2 separate regions of the Homo sapiens genome follow, and region 2 is linked to region 1. The links are chromatin contacts, found by Hi-C or POLR2A ChIA-PET in ENCODE. All regions are on one chromosome and are shown on one strand. Each heading gives the region's core, a stretch centred on a gene start or an enhancer-like site at or near the end of the contact. The rest is flanking DNA. Distances are from core to core; before and after follow the strand shown. Region 1 holds the start of AFDN (afadin, adherens junction formation factor). Region 2 holds the start of PHF10 (PHD finger protein 10).

Region 1 (3,805 bases), core at 765-3,264:
GAAAGGAGACTAGCGATCTATTGAATAATTCATTCCCTCATGGCACTGGTTCAACACCCCAGGCTCCTCTGCTGAGAAGCCTCCTTATGTAGCTGTACTGGACAAGTGCGGTAGAAAAGACAGAACCCAGTGGGGATGACAGAATTCTTTAATTGTCTGCAAAAGAGGAAATCCAGTTGGTGGAGAGAAAAATTATTTCCACATTGGAAAAAAAAGTAATGACAAAAATAAAAAGGCTTTGTCAAATATAGTTCACTCTTCTCATTACTTGCCTTAGTGTTTCAAAGATAAACGCTTTTTGTTACAACACATCACAGATAACGCAACTTCGCCTGACTGAACCCGGCGTGGGGAGACTGCAGAGATGGCGCTCTGCAGCCAAAACAAAGGGTGGGGGAGGGGAGGGGCAATTACAAAAAAGACACCTTATGAAAAAAAATCCCTACAATTCACAAAGCTTGCTACTGAAATTAATTTCAGGTTTCCACGTCCACGGGGACACGTACAGGATTTAAAATGACGATCACGTGGCATCTCTCAGGGCCAAATGGGGCGCATCAAAGCTTCCCCTCGACGTTTATTAACTCTGCAGTCCGTTCTCTACGTCTGCGAAGAATTGGCAGATAACGATGTGTCTGAGAGAAGAGGCGTTTTCTAAGGAGACACACAAAGGGAGTGGGACCCTCCAACCTCACTCTGTGAGAGGAACACCGCACAGCAGTGTGGGGGCTCGAACACCCCAAGAGCGGCAGAGCGCGGTTCAGAAAACATGACCCTTGAAATGCACACAAAGCCTAACAACGTGTCCTCCGCGGAAGAAAACAGCTTGAAAAGGTCGGCTTTGAAGTGACCCAGCGGAAAGGAATCACCCTGGAAGAAACACGCAGCAGCCCCGGGGCAATGCGCGGGCAGGAGGAGCAGCGAGCGCGGGGAGCGCAGGGCCCTTCGGAGAGGGCGCTCCACCGGCCCTGCGCTCCGTACCTGTGCCGCCACGCCCACCGGTCCCCTGCTGAGCCTAGCACCGCCCATTTAGACCCAGCACCACCCGTCCGGACCGAACCTAGCACCGCCCGTCCGGACCCAGCAGCGCCCATTTGGATACTGCACCGCCCGTCCAGACCCAGAACCGCCCGTCCGGACCCAGTACCACCCATCGGACCCAGCGCCGCCCATTTAGACCCAGCACCGCCAGTCCGAACCGAACCTAGCACCGCCCATGGGACCCATCGCCCGTTCGGACCCAGCACCGCCCGTCCAGATCCAGCACTGCACCCCCATTTGGATCCAGCACCGCCCGTCCAGACCCGGACCCGCCAGTCCGGACCGAACCCAGCACCGCCCATCGGATCCGGCGCCGCCCATTTAGACCTAGCACCACCCATCCGAACCGAACCTAGCACCGCCCATCGGACCCACCGCCCGTCTGGACCCAGCACCGCCCGTCTGGAACCAGCACCGCCCGTCCACAGATCCATCACCACCCATTTGGACCCAGCACCGCCCGTCCCCGCCCGTCCGGACCGAACGCAGCACCGCCCATCGGACCCAGCAGCGCCCATTTAGACCTAGCACCGCCCGTCCGAACCGAACATAGCACCGCCCATCGGACCCATCACCGCCCGTCCAGATCCAGCACCGCCCATTTGGATCCAGCACCGCCCGTCCGGACTCTGCACCGCGCGTCCGGACCCAACACAGCACCACCCATCGGACCCAGCACTGCCCATTTAGATCCAGCAGCGCGCGTCCGAACCGAACCTAGCACCGCTGGTCGGGAAGGAACCCGGTACCGCCGGTTGGGACCCACCACCGCCAGTCCAGACGGAACCCTAGCACCGCGCGGGGCCCGCCCTCCGACACCTCCCTCCCTGGCGGCCGCGGCAGCAGCACCTAGTGGAGCGGCCCGGAGGTGCGGCGGCGCCGCGCGGGGCGGCGGCGCGCACGGCGGGCGGCGGCGCGCACGGCGGCGGGCGGGGCGCGGGCGGGTGCGGGCGGCGGGCGGCGGGCGCCGGGCGCACACCGGCCGGCGGGGCTGAGGCGGCGCGGCGCGGCGCGGACTGAGCCCCAGGCGGAGGCCAAGTCGGAGGACGCGGCGCGGCCGCGGAGGCGGAGGCAGCCGCGGAGGCGGAGGCGGCCGGCGGGGGGTGGCGAGGGGCGCCGGGCCCCCGCGGACCTGTCGTCCTCGGCCCGTCCTCCGGCCCCGGCCCCGCGCGGCTGAGGAGGCGCGGCCAGGACCATGTCGGCGGGCGGCCGTGACGAGGAGCGGCGGAAGCTGGCCGACATCATCCACCACTGGAACGCCAACCGGCTGGACCTGTTCGAGATCAGCCAGCCGACCGAGGTGAGCACCGCCGGGCGCGGGGCCTGCGCGACCCCCGCCCGCTGCGCCGCGCCCCGCCCCTCCCCCCCGCCGCCGCCCGCCAGCCGCGGACCCGCCCTCCTTTCCCCCTCCCCCCTCCGCCCCTTCTCTCCCCTCCCCCTCCCCCAGGCCCACCGCGGGCCCCGGCGTCCCCCGCAGCCCCCGTCCCCCTGCCGCGGTGTATCCCGGGGTCGCGCGGGCCGAGCGGGGGCTGGCGGGGCGCGGCAGTCACCTGTTCCCCTCTCCGGCCGCTCACCTGGTGGCTCACCTGGGCCGCCGCCCCCACCCCCGCGAGCGCGGCGCGGCCCCGGCCTCATCCCCGGCGGCGCGGGGGGCGCGGCGGCGCGCGGGGCCGGCGCCCTCCACCTGCAGCCCGGTTGTGGCTCGCGGCGCCCCTTCGCCGTGGCCGGGATGGAGCCTGTGACGCGCGCTGTGCTTCGGGTTCATAAACTTGCAGGCTGCCAGCTGGGAGGGGAAAGTCAGTATCACAAAGTTCGGGAGGTGCGGGCTGCCTGATGGCACAGGCCCGGAGTCGGACGCCTCCGAGGAAAGGCGCGCCTTCTCCACCTTCGGGGCCGCGAGGAAGGGCCCTCTGCGGCGGCCTCTGCCCGGAGGGAGGCGCCGGCCCCAGGCTGGCTCCCTGAGAGGAGGAGGAAATCACGCTCGCTCCTGGCCTGGTAACAATGGGGGTTGTTTATAGCAAAGCTGCTGAAAGCGTTCCGAGCAGCTTTTAAAAAAATGTTTGAGTCCAAGTCCACTAGGAAGGGCTCCGTGGAGAGGGGAGGGAGGTGAAGGGTCGGGGAGCAACCCTGTAAATCGCTCCGCAAGGGTCGGTTCCGCGCTCTGTTCATTCGGTGGCTGCACAGACTTTACCAGCATAAAAAAATTTCACTCAATATTTGTGCCCGTTTAGGAAATCATTTTAATAGCGTCTATTTTTGATTTGTTGTAATAGGTAATTTATAGTTAATACTTGCTATAAAATACTAGCTCCTAGGCAACAAAACATGTTTGGCAGATTTGAACATTCTTACGAAATGTAATCCTTTTATCATTAAATTCCACTTTATGTTTTTGAGAGAATTTGACTATTGCTTCTCTGATTTCTTGAGTTTTTGCCAGTCATGGGAAGGACTCTATTTCTTCTGTTTTCATCTGTACCTGTGACTGCACTTGACGTGGGTAGCTAGCCATTTGTCTTAATACTGAGTTGAATACTGACACACGCCATTAGGCTCAGGTTGTCAATTTGAGCATAGATGTTATGTTAAGTTACTCCTGATTCATTCATCTTCTGTAATGATTTTATGAGTTAGGTTCTAGTAAGGGAGTTAGTACTATGTACTTAAGTGTTCGTTCATAGACTAGTGTATCTTTAGAAAGGTGACATGATAATTTAGTTTCAGGATTATGTTTTCTTTTAGAATAATGAATTCATTTTTCTTT
Region 2 (3,518 bases), core at 768-3,267, 1.9 Mb after region 1:
GACACTCAAAAATATACAAAAATAAAGTTAAAAATGCAAAGTGCTCAAAAAAGCTGAGACTACAATTTCATCAAGTGTTTTAAATTACTACTACAAATTCTAGGCAAAGGCATTATTATATAAAGTGAGCATCTGGGCAGCGGGCCTTTTTCTTGAGGGAGGTAGTAACAGCAATATTGTTCCCAATACATGACGGAATAAGGTAAGAATTTCCGTGTAACCGCAATACTGATACAGAGGCCCATGTTTTCAAAGACTCCCAAACATACTAAATCAGAGATGTGCCTTCCAGAGTTACAGGTGGTTTCCAACTACAGATCAGATGAATTTCTATGCATCACATCCTTCCTAGGGCTCAGGGGTCAAGAATGCACTCAGGGGGCACTGGCTCAGTGCCCTCCAGGTGCCGGGCCAGACGTCAAATGCTGGAAGTGCAAGGATGTGCATTCAGAGTCTTACAATCTAGTTACTTCCATTGACGACAGCCTTTGAGGAACCTTCAAAATGAGTCTCACAGCACGGTGGACGTGCGCAACGGGAAAAGCTCCCAAGCAGGCGCAGCCCGGCTAGGCTGCTACAGGACGGCTTCCCCTGCCAACGCGCACACGGCACACCGCGCACCGCACGAAGGCTGGCTGGCTCTGCAGCATTCCAGTTCCCACCGCCTTCTAATTTCAATCCAATTTCAAGCTTCCAGGCTTTTAAAACATCATTCCTCCCTTCCAACTTTCTGTCACAAACTGCTAGCCTAACTTTAGAACCAAAACGTTTTGATGCGTGACACTACTGCTCATCTCCATTTTCTCCACAAGCACCAATTTCTTTTCACCTCCTCAAGCAGTAAAAAGTTTTAACAGACTTCCGCTGAAAACATCCGGACGCTTGCGTATTAACTTAGTTATTACAGTAAGTTCACTGAGTGTGTTGATTTTCCATATCGTTCGCCACTCGGTTTTTGCAGTAAGCGTTCAAACACTTCGGCAAACTATGCGCGGAATGAACGCTGAGCGAACGCGCGCTTCTGCAGGCCCCTCCGAGGCCAACTCTCTCGGCCCCGGGCGCGTTCCGTCCCACGGCTGGCCTAGGAGGAGGCGTTTTGGGGACAAGCTTGTCAAGCAGGGCCGGCTGCCAACTTCGGGGAAGCCGCGCCGCGTCCCCCGCCCGCCCGCACTTGTTGCTCGCTAGAGGCCGCGGGCTCACCTCGGGGCCCCGCCTCGCCGACCACCCCCGGTCTCAGGCGCGGCGCCCGGCCTGGGCCCACGCCCCCGAGACGCTGGGCGGCCGCCGGTGGGACTGGGCCCACGCCCCGGCACCCAGGCCCGGGACGGGGTCAGGGTCGGGTCGCACCGGCCGCTTCCTCACCTTCGGGGACTGCGCTCCGGGGGTGGCTGGGTCGCTGTCGCACGGCCGCGGGGACAGCGCAGCCCCGGGCCCGGCCGCCGCCGCCATCAGCCCGAGCGCCCCGCGCCGCCGCCGCCGCCGTCGCCTCCGCCTTGTCCCGGCCGCCGCCGCCGCTGCCGCCGCCGCCGCCGCCGCCGCCGCGCGGGCCCCCCGCCGCCCCGGCCCCGCCCCCTCCGCCCGCCCGCCCGGGGGCCGGCCCCTGCCGCCGCGCGCCCCGCGGCCCGCCAGCGCCGCCGCCACCGCCATGGCCGTCGCCAGCGCGCCGCCCGCGCGGGAGGGCGCCAAAGGCTGGGAGGGCGCGGGGCTGCGGGCCGGAATGGAGGAGGCCCAGCGGCGGCGGCGCTTCTCACGTCAGCCCAACCCGCCCGGCCGCGGCCACCGCCTCAGCACCGTTGCCCCCCACAGCTCCGCCGCTGGCCTCAGCGCCGCCGCGACTCCCTTCAGCCCCGCCACTCGCTCGCCTCAGCCCCGCCGCTCGCTCGCCTCAGCCCCGCGGCCGCCTCAGCCCCGCCGCTCGCCTCAGCCCCGCCGCTCGCCTCAGCCCCGCCGCTCCCCTCAGCCCCGCGGCCGCCTCAGCCCCGCCGCCGCCTGGCTCCCCACGGCCCGGCGTTGTACTCGGCCGCGGCTCCCCCCAGCCCCCGGCGCGCCCCACCTCCCGCCCGCCCTCCGGCCCGCCCCGGCCCGGCACGTCGCCACTTGGCGCGCTCGCAGCCGCCCCCTCCCCGCGGCCCCCGGCCCGGCCCCTCCGCGCGTCACCCTCGTTCCCTCCCTCTCTCCGCGCCCCCGCCGCGCCCCTCCCCGCCCCTCCCGGGGGTCCCCGCCCCGCCCCCTCTCTGCCGGGGGTCGCCCTGCCCGGAGCAGTCGCGCGGAGACTGCGCGGCCTCCGCCTCTACGCGCTCGCGGTCGCCGCTCCTCTCCCGCCTTTGTTCTCGGGTCGCCCCTCTCGCTGGTGGCGCTCCGAGAGAGCAGCGGAGCCACCTGCCCAGGCCACGCTTCCCCGAGCATCCGCAGCTGCACCCGGGGGCTGTCGGCGCCCGCCCCGGAGCGTGCGGGAGGCACAGCGGGAAGAAGTCGCTGAGATTCGGCCCTCGTGGCTTTGCGTGCCCGCGTGGTTGATGCCTCCGCCGAGAACGCGGTCGGCCGGGAGCCGGGGAGGAGCGTGGACGCCGGCCTGGCAGGTACCCCCGCGAGAACGTGGGAGCCGGTGTATTTCAGCTGCATTTATTACTGATCTCGGGCTGCACCAGGGCACTTGTAGGACCGCACTAAAAACAGCGGAAAGTGAGGAGCCAAGCCTGGGTCCGGGGCGGCCCGCCGTACAGCTGGCCTCACGGATTCCACTGCCTGCGCCTGCAGATGACTTGTTCTGGAGAGTAGAGAATGTTCTCGGATTTAAAGTACAATCCGGTTTCCTTTCCATTCATTATAGTTGCCTACACTCAACAAACAAAAGTTGGGAAAGATAAAGGGATTATTCTAGCGCGTCACATTGACAAACACCGACGTTAACACGCTCAGTCCAGCCTGACTCACTTGCCTCAGGTCAGAGAGGTCACCACTGACGACGCCGGGCCCTCAAGCCGATCCTAATCCAGCTTGGTTCTCTCAGCCTCAGCCAGACCATCCGTTCTTGCCTCTGTCCCACCACGTGCAGGTGTAAGCTTCCGCCGCACTTCTTGTCTGAATCTGCCAAGAAGAAACTGCATCTTTCAGCTAAATTCTTTTCACTGATCAGGGTAGAGTTTAGCGGTTTTTTTTTTAAGAAAAAAAACAAAAACAAAAAAAAACTCTTAAGCTATTTGGTACTCCTCTCCCTCCGGGATTCTGTCTCTAGATTGTGAAAGCTGTCAGAGAATGGAGTCAGGGAAAGCCGTGATGGGAAAGTTCTCACTAATAATTGCCTGATATAAAGAATTAGCACAAAAGACTGCCAAAACCACAACCTTGCACAAAGGCCACAAAACTACACAAAAAAATGCTTCAAGGACATTTGCGCAGCAACTGCCTGTCCAACCTTGGACTGGCCATCCCCTTTGTTACTGATCTTTGTAGCCAAGGATAATTGTTTCAAAACAACTTACGTAATCCTCCTCGTTTTTCCTTTTAAACCCCTTATC

What was found. A loop is a pair of places that touch in the nucleus more often than their neighbours do. ChIA-PET counts read pairs that join two places held with the same protein, here RNA polymerase II (POLR2A). Pooled maps may share reads with other maps.
Region 2: a map of naive thymus-derived CD4-positive, alpha-beta T cell shows a loop between it and region 1 (13-fold over the local background). The contact joins the promoter of PHF10 here to the promoter of AFDN in region 1. A Hi-C loop is called at or near these places in 1 of 168 maps with a recorded cell type or tissue (naive thymus-derived CD4-positive, alpha-beta T cell), 4 of 37 single-sample maps with no recorded cell type and 7 of 50 pooled maps. POLR2A ChIA-PET finds 5 or more read pairs at or near these places in 1 of 52 experiments (activated CD8-positive, alpha-beta memory T cell).

Annotation. Positions count from the first base shown.
Region 1 is chr6:167,824,897-167,828,701 of GRCh38, forward strand. AFDN (afadin, adherens junction formation factor) reads left to right here and starts at 2,015. Exons shown (of 34, transcript NM_001386888.1): 1 at 2,015-2,341. The coding sequence starts at 2,237. AFDN-DT (AFDN divergent transcript) reads right to left here and starts at 1,900. Exons shown (of 2, transcript NR_027906.1): 1 at 507-1,900. RefSeq lists silencers at 984-1,053, 1,968-2,167 and enhancers at 1,638-1,707, 1,738-1,817.
Region 2 is chr6:169,722,483-169,726,000 of GRCh38, forward strand. It overlaps PHF10 (PHD finger protein 10), which reads right to left and starts at 2,018. Exons shown (of 12, transcript NM_018288.4): 1 at 1,363-2,018. The coding sequence starts at 1,449. It also overlaps a transcript of DYNLT2 not described here. RefSeq lists silencers at 1,120-1,499, 1,600-1,839, 1,910-2,209 and an enhancer at 2,141-2,683.